Linked DNA regions of Mus musculus: regions 2 and 3 are each linked to region 1. A link is a contact called in ENCODE Hi-C or POLR2A ChIA-PET data. All regions are on one chromosome and are shown on one strand. The core of a region is the stretch at or near the end of the contact, and the rest is flanking DNA. Distances in the headings are between cores, read along the strand shown.

Region 1 (4,518 bases), core at 562-3,061:
ATCGCTCCAGGCACATTTCATAATCAGGAGGATGGTTAAGGCAGCCAAGCTGACACCATCCTGGCTGCCCATGGGTAAACTCTGCTGAGAAGGTCCCCTCCCACCTTCCTGGCTCCACACAAGCTGATGCTTGGAGATCCCCATGGGAAAGTTGTCCCCACAGCCTCAGAACATAGGCTGCTACAAGGTTCTCAATGGCTGGGCTGCCTCCTTTCTAACAGCCAAAGGTCTGCTTTGGAGTCAGTTCTGAGTTCAAATCCACCCCCCACCCTCACTGGATACACAGTGGTATTTCACATCATCTGTGAAGTGAATGCCAGTGCTGGCTGCAGTGGGCTAAGATGACATTCAGCTCCTCTCCCGCCCCTGAATAACACTCACTCCTCCCAACCACCCCTGGGCTCATCCCTGCTCGGGTTAAGCCCAAAGGAAAAGAAGCAATCGCTAGGCAACCAAGCCCCACAGCTCCTTCAACTCCCTACATCACTCTGCCTCCCGCCTTGTTCCCAAAGGAGTTTTCATCCTGGCCCCAAGAAGCCCAAGGAACCATTCTGTACAACACTGCGCAGTTCTGGTATAAACCAGAGAAGGAGGTTGGGGTGCCCCACTATAGTATCTTCTCCATATGCATAACACACACACACACACACACACACACACACACACACACACACGTTCCTTTCAAGGGCTTCAGTCTCCTGGCAACTGCTCCATGCCATATCTTTCCCAGAACACCTCCTACAGGGAGCCCTCCAAGTCAGACCCCAAACATGGTAATGTTAGCAACCTCCACAGGCCTCAACACACACACACTCACACTCACACACACACACCAGACATGACGCAAGGTTGGCCCAGAAAACACACCATCATAAACACCCACCAGGACAGACACTGGGTGCTTAGAGATCCCAGGTTCAGTTTCCATGGAGCCTGGTTTCTCCTGAGGCAGGGATGTTGGGACCAACTGAGTCTGACAACCAGGCAAATATCTGGGAGCGTGGAAGAAGGGCAAAGAGGGAACTGGCCCAGGGTGGAGACACGTGAGGGAAGAAGCCTCAGATGGTGACATGTTATATTGGGAGGTGGGGGTGTTGGGGAGACTTTTTTCAGAGATCGTGGTCAGAATCAGCCCCTGGGCCTCCAGCCAACTCTAGGCAATTATGAAGACCGCCAGGCACTGCCCACGCAGAGCAAACACCCAAAACCAGGCCTTGAGCCGAGAGTGGGGCAGAAGGTTGTCACGGTATTTGGTAGCAACGACCCCAGACGCTGGGTGTAACCGATGAGAAGTGGTGCCTGCCTCCGGAGGCCCGATGGTGTCTCAGGGGATACCTCAGTAGGTCGCCCATATGCCCCAGCTAGGAACCTAGAGCGAGGACACCACCACCCTCCCCATAACTGATTGGGCAGACAGGCGCAAAAGGAAGCGAGACGCCGAGCCCAGAGACAGTGGAGGCACGTCTGTTGGAGAAGTAGGGATGCAACCAGCTCTGAAATGCTAGGAAGGTGGGCTGGTGGGCTGCACGGTGTTAGGCACCTACCCGGCCGGGACAGGGACGCGGCGACCACCACCTGGCTTACCAAGTATTAGCAGCAGCAGCAGGAGCGAACTCAGCGGCGTGGGGCTAGGGACGCCCATTCTGCGTAGGCGGCTCTGAGGAGACTCCTGGGGGCGGCGTGGGCTCTGGGGGGCCAGGGCCGCGGGGGGCGCATGCCCAGGTGGGGGGCAGAAAGCGGAGCAGTGAAGCGTGGGTGCGCAGAGCCCAGCCGAGCGGGAGCCGCCAACTCCCCGCCCTCCACCCTTCTTCCCCTCCTCCCGCCGCTCTTCCCGCCCTCCGCAGCTCGGGAGACCAGTCCCAGCCGCGCCCCGCTGCCCGGCCCCGCCCCCGCCTCGCCCCGCCCCAGGCCGTCGCCTGGGCCAGACTTCGACCCTGATGGTGGCTCCGCCTCTGGCCTCAGGCTGGGCGAACTGGCGGCACCTGGGCTCCTCTACCCCCATTTCCTCGCTCAGAGGGCACCCCGCCCTGCACCTGCCAGCCTTCCAGGGAGAATGGGGTGCTTGCAGGGCCTCTGGGGATGCATGATGGGGTGACTGTGGTTACGCACTCAGAATCCAATTGGGTGATGTGGGCCACTGAGTCTTGGCAGCAAACCCTGCTGATTTATGTAGGCATGGCCTGACCCACGGTTTCCTGGACGTGAAGCGGACCCAAAGGGGCTTCAGAGTCCTGGAAGATCGCTGGAAATCTGTTCTAATACCCGGTCAGAATGCAAAGCGAAAGGGAAGTGGGTTAGCGGTCCAGACTTCCTAGCTGGAAGATCCTTGTTCAGCTCAATGCTTTCAAGCTCACTTCCCCCCCCCCCCCCGCCACGTACGGAACAGAGATTGTAAACACTCGAGGAGTTACGGCGATTATTAGCTGAGATCATGCACATACGTTTCATGCACACGGTAACTATGGGGGTGTTTTGTTTTTGCGTTAAACTGCTTTCTACCAATTGGAGTCTCCAACGAGAGGACGTAACACACCTCTTTGCTGGGGAAGGTGGAGCTAGCCTGGAGGTAGGAAAAAGGAAGAGAAACCTCTTCCCAAAGCCATGTCTCCAACTGTGAAAAAGGCGGAGAGTAGGGTGGGGCCAGGATGGGAAGAAGGGGCGGCTCAGCCTGCAAAACCAGGGCGCGGAAGTGCCCATTAGGGGGAAGTGGCCTAGAACACGTCTAGATCTTCACCTCCATTCCCTACTTGTCCCCTTCACCCCTGCTCCCTCGCTTACTGCTTCCTATTGAGAAAACTGAGGCACAGACAGGAAAAGAGATCCGGGCCAGCGGTGACTTCCTCTTCTCAGAAGTCGTATTCGTGGGGCTGCCAGTGGAAGCCACATTCAGCAACCACAGAGAAACACTGATAGGGAATCTATAGGGAAGTCAGAACTCCAACCCTGGTCGCCCAAGACTGCCTAGCAAGAGGCTAAGGGACCTGCTCCTTGTCACCTGGATATATCCCAAGCCTGGTTTCTTCACACTGTTTCTCTAGAAGCCATGTTGAGCCATGTGAAAACTGCAAGCTACCGGGAGACTTTGGGAGAAAGCATTCTCCCTTTAGCTGGAGGTTGAGTGGATTGAATGACTTTCTGGTACCGGTTTGAAAGTCGGTCATCATCATCATCATCACCATCACCATCACAACATCATGATTATCATCATCATAGCCATTTATGGGATGGTTTCACAATAACACCGCCACCACCTGAAGATATCCTTTCTAAACTTTACAGGTTATTTTACAAGCAAAGTCATTTAACACAAGAGAGACCTGGCCTTTTAAAATAGTTATGTGTCTTGCCCAAGGCCACACAGATTTTAAGGTAACTAAAGTGTTACTTTAAAGCTCAGGTCTGGTGTGCACACCCTAGCACGCAGGAGGCAGAGGCAGATGGATCTCTGTGACTTCCAGGCCAGCCAAAACCACATATATCCTGTCTCAAAACAAACAAAAGAGCAAAACAAAACAAATCCACAAAACCTCAAGTCTGACGGTTCCCATCTTTTCTTGTACTCCACTGTTCACTCTGTTAAGGGCGAAAACTCATTCATGTTGCAGGGTACTGAGCGGGCCAGACCTTGTACTGGATTTTAGTAGTGCCCTAGTCAGCAAGGCTTTCAAGGTCCCCAACTCTCAGGGATATCCTGCGTGTTTTGAATAAACAAGTTAACAGTCAGCACTCGGTATAAGCATATGGGATGGAGTAGGAGGAGCTCTCTTCCAGGAGATTACCTTGTAGCTTGGGACAAAGGGACTCCCGTGCCAGTACACAGGGGTTAGGGGCTGGGCTAGGAGAACGTTTACACACCCCTCCCAAAACTGTGCAGTCCAGCAGTGGCCAGCAGAGGGAGCCCAAAGTCCAGGACTGTCTCACTCCTAAGATGCTTATGTAACTTGGAAAGTTGGGGGAGGGGAGTAAACGCCAGGCACGAGGCTCACCACATGCAGGCACATGGCTCCCCACTGAAACCAAGGGGCTTCACACAGAAAGGTGTTGCGCACACACCCAGCGGGGCAATGCTCAAACACACGCACATGCGGCAAAGGAGGGCCAGATCAACGTCAAAGACTGGAGGACACCCCACACTCACACAGACTTATGCAGTATGGAAACTGGCGTTCTGGGGTGGAGTGAGGCAAAAAGGAAGAGACCTTTCCAGGCAGACTTAAGATTAGACTAAAGCATGGATTGAGAGGAAGCCTGAGACTGTAGAGACGTGGACACTGTTGTGACCATCAAACCAGATCCCCACCCACAGTTCCACGTACTGCCACATGTGGGCAGACTTCAGTCACCAGTCTCGTTCCATGTGGTTATTTAACAACATTCAGCCTCCAGATGGCATGTGTATGAAGCATCTAGATGACAGTAAGGTGTCATGAGTATCGTTAGAGGTAATTAAGACCCAAGGCCTTCCCTGAAACAGTTATAATCTGGCTGAAATGTCATATGCTATAGTCACAGCAAGAG
Region 2 (4,518 bases), core at 543-3,042, 230 kb after region 1:
GTGAACCACATGTCATGAGTGATGGGAACGACATACTGTGCGGACAGTATGCCCTCTTAACTGATTCAGCGATCTTAATGAACTCTCAAATACTGATTTCCCTAATGCCTTTCTAGTGCACAAGAAGAAATCTGAAAAGAGCTCATAGAAAATGAAGACTCATTTCAACTACTCAAATACCAGAGACTCGTTTGTGTTTGTTCTTTTTATTAAGTACATGCACAGGTGAGTTCAGGTGCCCACAGAGCCCAGAAGAGGGGTCAGGTCACCTGGAGCTGGAATTACAGGTGGATGTGAGCTGCTGAATGGGGAACCAAACTCATGTCCTCTGAACAGACAGTAAATCTTAATTGGGCCAACTCTTCAGCCCTAGAACCTTTTTTTTTAGAATAGGATCTCAGTGTGTCTCAGTGTAGCTTTGATTGGCCTGCCGCTCGATACGTTGACCAGGCTAGCCTCCAACTCACAGAGATCCACCTGCATCTGGCTCCTGAGTGCTGCAATTAAAGCCACCATGACTGGCACCACACATGATAATTCTTTTCTCTTCTTCTTTTTTTGCCATTTCGAGATAAGGTCTCTCTATGTAACCCTGGTGGTACTAAGAATTCTTACTGGCACCCTTTATAATCAAATTTCCCATGACACTTAGAAACTGCCCAGAATATAGCCTCCATTAAAGAACCTCCAGTTTCTGAATTACTAAGTCTTGCCAGGCACTATTATAAACACAGTTAATGTACTTTCTCATTTTAATTCTCTTTATAAGAAAGTGTTAACTATCCTTATTTTTAAAGATAAGAATATAGAGATTTAGAGATAGTAAGGAGACACCTTAAGGCGGCTTGTTAGTAGACGTTTCAGAATTCCTAAGCAAGTCTGACTGACTCCAATAAACAAATTCTGAACCACTTCACTATAATGCATATCATGAAATAGTCCAGATATATTTTTTATCAGATTTCCATAGACTTAATTTTTCTAATATCGACATTTTCAAAGAGTGTGATCTCAGGCCTTTGTCTTTCAAGACTTATCACCAAAAATTTAGCTGTTTACCTGGTATTCAAATCTAACACAAAGCATCTGTATTTCACCGGACAATCTTACCCAGGCTCGGGACCTGGTGGGGCAGTAGGCCTCCATTCTCTCACTCCAAATAGGCCAAAAATAAATAAATAAATAAATAGTCCAGCGGAAGCACTGGACATGGAAATGGAGCAGACGGGCTACTGGAGTAGCCAGTGACAGAAGCTGAGACTCAAACCCCAGAAACACTCCATACAACCTGGTTATCAGAAAGCATCCAAGTCATAAGGCCTTAAGAACAGAAAGGGCTGGCACACCCCCCCAGAAGAGGTGGCTGGAAGGAGTAGGGAGCCGGCCTAAGGTTAACGAGCCACGACACGATAAGTTCCAGGACATACGAAGCAGCACGGACTGCAGACTACTCCACTAACCCTAAGCCGCTCCCTCGGTTATTCCTCCGGGTTCTTCCAGGAGGCCCGACGCGGTCAGCGAGTCCTGCCTTAGTGACAGCACCACTACCCCCAACACCCAACCTCCGCTGTTCCCGTTTCTTCTCCACTACCTTTGACCCGCGCGCTCTTCGTCTCGAATTTGGTTAGCATCCTTCAGGCCTCGGGCTCCTAGGTCAGGTTAGCGGGTCCCGCCGCTCCCGGTGGCACTCCCAAGGCTTCCACGTCAGCTACTCCCGGGTCGCGGCTCCCGGAAGCTCCTCGGACAAGGACTTCCGGTCTCTGGAGCGCTGGGCCACAGAGACGATGCTAGCGGAAGCCTAGAGAGGCCGCTACGAGTCTGGAAGGGACCTGAGGCTTCCGCCCAGCGGAGAGGCAAGATGGCTACGACTAGGGGCGGCTCTGGGCCTGACCCAGGAAGTCGGGGTCTTCTTCTTCTGTCTTTTTCCGTGGTACTGGCAGGTGAGGTCACCCCACCCCGGAGCTCTGGTCTTTAAGAGGAGCCGTCCGGAACGGCCCATCGCTAGTGCAGGCAATGCCCTTCTGGTTCCGATTGCCCCTCTGTCCCCCGCCCTGGAAATCCTTCTTGTCTTTCGTTCCCATGACATAAGTTCCTCCTTTGCCTGGACCTGCATTTCCTTAGTTCTCTCCAGCCCTTTTCTGGGTTTCCAGCCTGATTCTCTTCAACCTTTCTCGCATGCCTCGTTCTCTGTTTAAAGCCCAGCCACCCCATCAGCCATCAAAAGGGACAGGTGTGAAAAGCTCAGCCCCCTTCCTCCGGTTTAGTATGTTTGAGATCAAAACAGTCTCGTTTCGTGGTCTTTGTGCGACGTTGAAAAAATGAGAGCCCCCGTTTCCTCCTGTTGGTTCTAGCCTAAATTTGTGTTCCTTGTTTTCTTAGCTTACTAAAGTGAGGCTAACGTTAGCTTAGCTGCTTTAAACTGTTAAGAGGGAAGTAATGATTCAAGGAATCTTAGACGTTTAATGTATATGAATATTTTCTTTTTTTCCAATCTAATGTCTATTTAGTGATCTTTAAATTATGAAGTACAATCAGTAACACACCTGTAATTATTTATAGTGTGTTCAACTAAGAGTTAAGCAAAGATATATATATATATCTTTCTAGGTAAGCCCTGAAATGCAGCCATTTCCTTGTATAGCCATGACTCCGTCTTTCTCAACATTCACATTGCTTTTGATTAGCTTCAAGGGAGGAACTGTAGCTGTCCCATACTCTAGGTGTGTGGGCAAATGGTCTGATATTTCATTAACTGACCAGGTGTGTGGCATAACGTTTCTTCTCCTAGGTCTGTTCAGATTCTTAGGTGGTTTTTGTTGTTAGTGCTTTTCTTTGTTTGGTTTTGGCAATCTATATTCTTAGACCAGAGCTCTTTTGATAACTAATTAGTAATGTACAGGCAAGCTAAAAGAAGCAGACTTGTTTAGCCCTGAAACTTGACGCCGGCACATCTGAAGTCAAAGACTTTTGACAATCACCTTTTAGCTTTATAATTAATCGATCATCATGGAGTCTAATAACTTTCTAAAATACACAGCTAGGTCCTCTTTACAATACTTATGTTCCAATAATGTGGCCAAGAAGTGAAAAGAATGATCATTAATCTTGTGTTAGACAGTATGATCGTGAATGCTTTACTGAAACCATGAATCGAGCTGATGATGATAGAGGCTAATACCAAATTATCTTTCACTTTTTCCTAATACTGTTTATCTTCTGATCAGGATTGTGTGGGGGAAACTCAGTGGAGAGGAAAATCTACATTCCCTTAAATAAAACAGCTCCTTGTGTCCGCCTGCTCAACGCCACTCATCAGATTGGCTGCCAGTGTAAGTTGGAATTGGAATTTGTATTTGTGGTCATTAATAATTCAGTTTGTATCCTGGATACTCAGAAATACTCATATCCTGCTTAGGAGTCTTGGCATTCAAATTACAGTGTATGTATAGAAGGTGATTATCATCTGTCAAACCAGGCAAGATAATTAATAAGAGCTGAAACTTAGTAAATGCTCTTTTAAAGTGTGCATTTTATTTTTGCCTCTGCAACAATCCTTGTTATTAACACTGTACAAATGATGAAACTAAAACTTGAGAAAAATGGATTAACTTTCCCAGCAGGATCATGCTAGTAAGAAATCAAACTAGGATCTTGTCTTTGTCAGGGTTTCTATTCCTGGACAAAACATCATGACCAAGAAGCAAGTTGGGGAGGAAAGGGTTTATTCAGCTTACACTTTCCACATTGCTGTTCATCACCAAAGGAAGTCAGGACTGGAACTCAAGCAGGTCAGGAAGCAGGAGCTGATGCAGAGGCAATGGAGGATTGTTACTTACTGGATTGCTTCCCCTGGCTTGCTCAGCCTGCTCTCTTATAGAACCCAAGACTGTCAGCGCAGAGATGGTCCCACCCACAAGGGGCCTTTCCCCCTTGATCACTAATTGAGAAAATACCCCACAGCTGGATCTCATGGAGGCACTTCTCCAACTGAAGCTCCTTTCTCTGTGATAACCCCAGCCTGTGTCAAGTTGACACATAAAACCAGCCAGTACAGATCTGAACCTGGTGGGATTCTCAGCTATCTTACCATAGAGTTCTCTAAGGTAAAAGAAGTCTCGTAGTCTATGGGGTCAAGTCATCACTGTGTCCTCTGAGTGATCTCTTTTGAACCAAAATGATCCTTTCCCCCCCTTTGAGACACAGACTTGCTAGGTAACCCAGGCTGGCTTTGGCCCTCTGCTGAGTTCTGGGACTACAAGCATGTGCTGTTTGCTGAGTTTTGTGCCAAACATGGGCCACTGTTTGCTGTTGTTATTTTGTGATGCTATTGATTGAATCCCTACCATCAAGCTAGTATCCCAAACCCCCAAATCGGCCTCTTCAAGAGCGATAAACTAGTTGAAGCAAAGGCATGCTAAGTAGGGCTGGAGAGAGGACACTGCGATTGAGAGAGCACTTGCTGCTCTTGGAAAGGGCTGATTTTTGGTTCCCAGCACTCACATGGTAGCTCTCCTCCAT
Region 3 (4,518 bases), core at 635-3,134, 190 kb before region 1:
GGCATGTGGAATGTAGGGAACTTCCCAACTTCTGAAACAGAAACGCCACGTGGGTAGGCAGAAGGCCAGTGGGGGGCACTGTGGTAAGGGGACGCCTTAGGGAAGACCCTCCCCCACCAGGGGCCAGTCCCCTAACCACCTAGATAGAGTCCAGAGCAGAAGAGAAAGCTAAGCTCCACAAACAGGAAGCCACAAGGGCTGCTCAGGAGAAGAGGAGGGGGTGGAGGCCGTTGCCATGGCGTCTGTGTACCAAACATGGGAATGGAGGCAGGGTGGGGGCCCCCCCGGGGCAGGAACACCCACTCCACACAGACTTGGGTGGAGGCTCTAGGCGAAGGGGCAAAAGCGATCCCAGCAATTCTCAGGGTATAGCCAGACTGGGGAAGCAGGGAACGGGGAAGGGGCAGCTCTGGAGGACCTGGAGGGCATATGCAGTTTGTGGGTAGAGAATCAAAGAAGACATACCCTGGGTAGGAAAGACTTTTTTTTTTTTTTTTTTTTTTTTTTTTTTGCTTAAAAAGCCCACACCTGGCAATCTCGAAGGACAAAGCCATGGGGTGAACACTGACTAGGGGCCAATCCCCTGGGGACCAGCATAGACACCAAGGGTGTGCAAGGGGATCGCAAGGACAAAGATTATTTGCGGCTTTGGAACGTTAACACCTTGCTCACCCCTCCTTACCTTGGCCCAAAGCCTGAGGTGTACCCTGAGCTACAGGGAAGAGAAAATGGGAGAAGCTTAGAGATGAGCTATCCCTGACTACTGCTCTAGGGAACAAGGAGACCCGTCCAGCCACTGGTCTCCTACACCGCACCTCCACTTGCCATCACCGCTGCTTTTGCTCCACAGATACCACGTATCCCAGAACCTCTCGGATAGGAACACAGGTAGGCCTGCAGAGCCCAAAAAGGAGGTAATCTACTTCCGGTCCAGCCCCTTCGGCCGTCCCCCCCACCCCCACGGCCACACCCTGCCTGGGCCGTTAATGTGGATGAGTCACCCACCGCCCTCCCGCCACTGGGGTGACGCAGGTCTGGGCAGCCCGCCCGCCCGCCCGCGGCCACCACCGGCTTTCCCAGCAGCAGGGGGCACGGGAGGGGGCAGCGGGTCTCAGGCTAGGGTAAGAGAGTTTGGATAGCAGCCAACCCCTACAGACAGGGCACATCCGAGTGCAGTCAGGGCTGCAGCCCGGAGATGTCCGAGGTCAAAGGCGCTCCAGGAGAAGAAGGGGGTTTCACAGAAGACCAGGCTACTGTGCAAATAACTCCCGGAGACCTGTGACCCCGAGTACCCGGACAAACGAACTAGCAGGAGGGGGGCAAAAGGGCGGTCTCGGGGTCACAGAAGGCAGGCAGTACCCACACGTGCTCCTGGACCAGGAAGTGAAAGGGGCGCGCGGTAAATTCATGGACCGGAGCGCGCGCCAGAACCTAGTTCTTGCGGCCACTCAGCAGCCTGCGGACGTCCGACGCCCTCCTTCCTTCTCCCCCCAAAGAGAACTCAACGCTGGAGCAAACGGCTGGGGCTTGGGACCAGACCTCTTGGGTCGGGACGGACGCCCCGTCTTGTGCACCCGTAAAACTTGCCTTGCTTAACTGCTGAACAATGCAGAGAAGGCTTGGGAACCGGACCTGACAGCACGGGGCGGGGCACCCAGTTGGGACCCCAGCGTCCGCCAGTCTTCAACCCCCACGCTCCCAGAAGCAAGTCTCAAGTGTTGGCTTCTTGCTTTCTACAGACCACACACATAATCCCCAACTCCCACCCCGCTGCCTTGGTCCCTCAGTCCTGCTCACCGTCCAAGAGGGCTGGATGAGAGCGCACGCACGACAGGGGCTGCAGCGGCGAGTGGAGCTCAAGACCCGGCCGGGCTTGGAGTTTTCTGGGGGGTCCCGCCTCAGACGGGGCGGACCAGGGGCGGGGCAAGGGCCAAGAGGGTTTAAAGGCGCCGCCGCGTGGAATGCTGGAGCGCTTAAGATAGGTGGTCAGTAGGCAGGAATGAGCCGTAAAGGACCTGCGGAGTCCTTGGCGCCGCTGCAAAAGGTCTCCGCCCAGGGGATCCTCAACCTGCATTCACCAGCCATAGACTTGTATCCTAATAGGAAACTTTCTGCCTAGACTAGCTAGCTCAGGATCGCAGGCCTGTTTCTATGAGAAGCCTACTATTACAAAAAGGCCGGCCTTTTGTAAATTCAGGTCCAGGAAGCGCCTTCCTACAGGATAGAGTAAGGAGTAATAGGTCTGGTGCTTACAGGCTGGGACAGCACCCCCACGTGGTTCTGCTTGCCATTTAACTTCAAGCCCGGGCAAAAAAAAAAAAAGAACAGTGAGGTCACTCCTTGCCCGGGGCCTTGAGGGTGTGGTAGGGCTTGGGACCTGGGATTCAGACCCAGTTCTCTCTCTCCCTTCCATCTCCCATTTAATAAATTGACATTTCTTCTTAGATCTTGGAGGGTTGGAGGCGGGGGCTTAGTGGAGGAAGTTGGCAGGCACTTTTCTACCCCTTAAGAGTGAAGAGCAATAGTTGAGGGGTGTCCAGAACACCTACTTTTTCAGGCTGTAGTTAGCGGAGTTCCCCATTTAAAACCCACCAGTGTTTTTCTTTCTTCACGTTATGGAGTCCCCCGTTGAGCCTGATATTTAAAAGAACAGCAGCCAGTTCCACCCTGACCTTTGACTTCTCTATTCCCCAAAGTCCCGCTCAGACCCACAGAATGTCAAGTTTCAGTCCCCTGTGCCTTTAGGGTGTTCCTCTGCCCGAAAGTGGGTTTCCTTCACTGCCCCGTCACCTGCTCTGCCTGTTACCTGCTTGTGTGGCTTCTGGTCAATTACAAAAGCACCTTTGGCTTTAGTTGCCGTGCCCAGTCTACAAAATAAACTCCGGGCGGTGGACGGGACATGGAAAGAACTCTGAGCAGTCTCCTGTGAGTGTCCCAGGAATCCCCACATGTTTTAAGTATTTACTAAATATTGACTCAAACTGAACTCTTTGTGCCAATGTGATAACCAGCTTACAGCTTTATCACAGTGCGTAGTTGGCCTCAGTGACTAGCGAGAACTCCCCAAGGACAAAGGCATTATCCCAGTGATTTCTCTATTTTCTCATGGCTTCTGGCCTAACAGCAGATCTCTACTAGGCACTCAACAACTTTTTTCTTGAATGACTGTTGAATGTGTCCCATTCAGAACCCTCTCTGTACATATCCAGGGACTTCCTCATCTCTCTTAAACACAAAGAGAGGTGACAGAGAAACGGTTTCCAGACATTTATTATTCACCTGTTTTTTAAAAAAAAGAAACCTGCACCCACACCATAAACACCACTTTCGAACGCGCGCTTGCGCGCGCGCACGCACACACACACACACACACACACACACACACACACACACACACACACACACACATTCCTGTTCAGCTCCCAGACTAATTAAAGAGTCAGTACATCCAACTCTATACCAAGCTCACTCAAGCCTACCACCAGGCCACCGAGACACAGAGAGGTAGGGGCAGTGCCCCAGCTTGGAGCCAAAGTCTTGGACTCCTTTGCAAATCCATATAAGCCTTTCTTAGTTTCACACTAAGCGGGCTCATAGCAGAGTAGCCTGTTCAGGGTAAGAGATGGACTGCTGATAGGCTGGTAGCCGGGCCCTGGTAGCATCCCTGCGTCTGCGGAAAGCTAGGAATTCCTCCCGAAGGGCAGCACAGCGGGCCTCGGGGCCGGCAGCATGGGTTGGGTTCAGGAGACAGCTCTCCTCTGGAGTCTTGACACCTTCAAGGGGAAGACAGGACTGTGTGAGAAGAGATGCCGTGACTCACTGGCTGAAGGGCTGAGTCCTGAGGCTCCAAAAGGCCTTTGCGTGCAGCACAGGGAGCCTAGGGAACAAGAGATGCTGCAGGGCAGGGAGCCTGAGACTCAGGAATTGCCTGGGAAACAAACAGACCAGCTCAGAGCATGGGAGAGCGGGTGTGGGAGAGCACAGCCAGCTTAGAGGGCCACATACCTAACTCTGGCTCAAGTTCAGGATGGGTCCGAGAACTGGCCAAGCCTGGGTGCCAGGTCTCTAGCAGCTCCATGTCCCCTGGGAATTCCGAATCCCATTCATAGTTCTCATCCACAGAGGTGTTCCTCCTGTTATAAAGGACAGGTGGGAAGCGTGGGCAGAGGAGTAGCCGGTAACCAGAAAAGTGTGAACGGAGGTTCCTCTAAAGCAGATTGCACTTCCTGGACCTCAGCAGAACTTCCAAGATAAGGGGTCTTCTGGTCTCAGGGTGGGAGTGGACAATGGAAGGGGAAGAGTATGGGGGTGGGGATATCGGTGATCTGGAATGACAGGGCAGGGTGGAGGGCCTGGGCAAGAACGAGTGGATACTGCCTTTACCTTTTGCTGACTGTCACCACATGCTCCCTGCGGGGCCACCTTTCTGGGCCACTGGCCCAGCTGCTTGTGTCTCCTGGAGCTGGACTGAGGTAGCTTCCCCCTGCGGAGGGGGCTGTGGAGGGAGGGCGCAGGAAG

The links. Hi-C counts contacts between places; a loop is a spot of excess contacts on that map. ChIA-PET counts read pairs that join two places held with the same protein, here RNA polymerase II (POLR2A).
Region 2: POLR2A ChIA-PET joins it to region 1 with 46 read pairs in Patski. The contact joins the promoter of Ncstn here to the promoter of Igsf8 in region 1. POLR2A ChIA-PET finds 5 or more read pairs at or near these places in 2 of 5 experiments (Patski and embryonic stem cell).
Region 3: a map of Patski shows a loop between it and region 1 (2.5-fold over the local background). The contact joins the promoter of Tagln2 here to the promoter of Igsf8 in region 1. A Hi-C loop is called at or near these places in 1 of 37 maps with a recorded cell type or tissue (Patski). POLR2A ChIA-PET finds 5 or more read pairs at or near these places in 2 of 5 experiments (both embryonic stem cell).

What each region holds. Positions count from the first base shown.
Region 1 is chr1:172,309,660-172,314,177 of GRCm38, reverse strand. It overlaps Igsf8 (immunoglobulin superfamily, member 8), which reads right to left and starts at 1,811. Exons shown (of 7, transcript NM_080419.2): 1 at 1,585-1,811. The coding sequence starts at 1,642.
Region 2 is chr1:172,080,023-172,084,540 of GRCm38, reverse strand. Ncstn (nicastrin) reads left to right here and starts at 1,792. Exons shown (of 17, transcript NM_021607.3): 1 at 1,792-1,940; 2 at 3,225-3,329. The coding sequence starts at 1,859. Copa (coatomer protein complex subunit alpha) reads right to left here and starts at 2,012. Exons shown (of 33, transcript NM_009938.4): 1 at 1,592-2,012. The coding sequence starts at 1,631.
Region 3 is chr1:172,497,612-172,502,129 of GRCm38, reverse strand. Tagln2 (transgelin 2) reads right to left here and starts at 1,884. Exons shown (of 5, transcript NM_178598.2): 1 at 1,798-1,884. Igsf9 (immunoglobulin superfamily, member 9) reads right to left here. Exons shown (of 21, transcript NM_001145800.1): 19 at 4,384-4,518; 20 at 4,006-4,133; 21 at 3,253-3,773. The coding sequence ends at 3,592.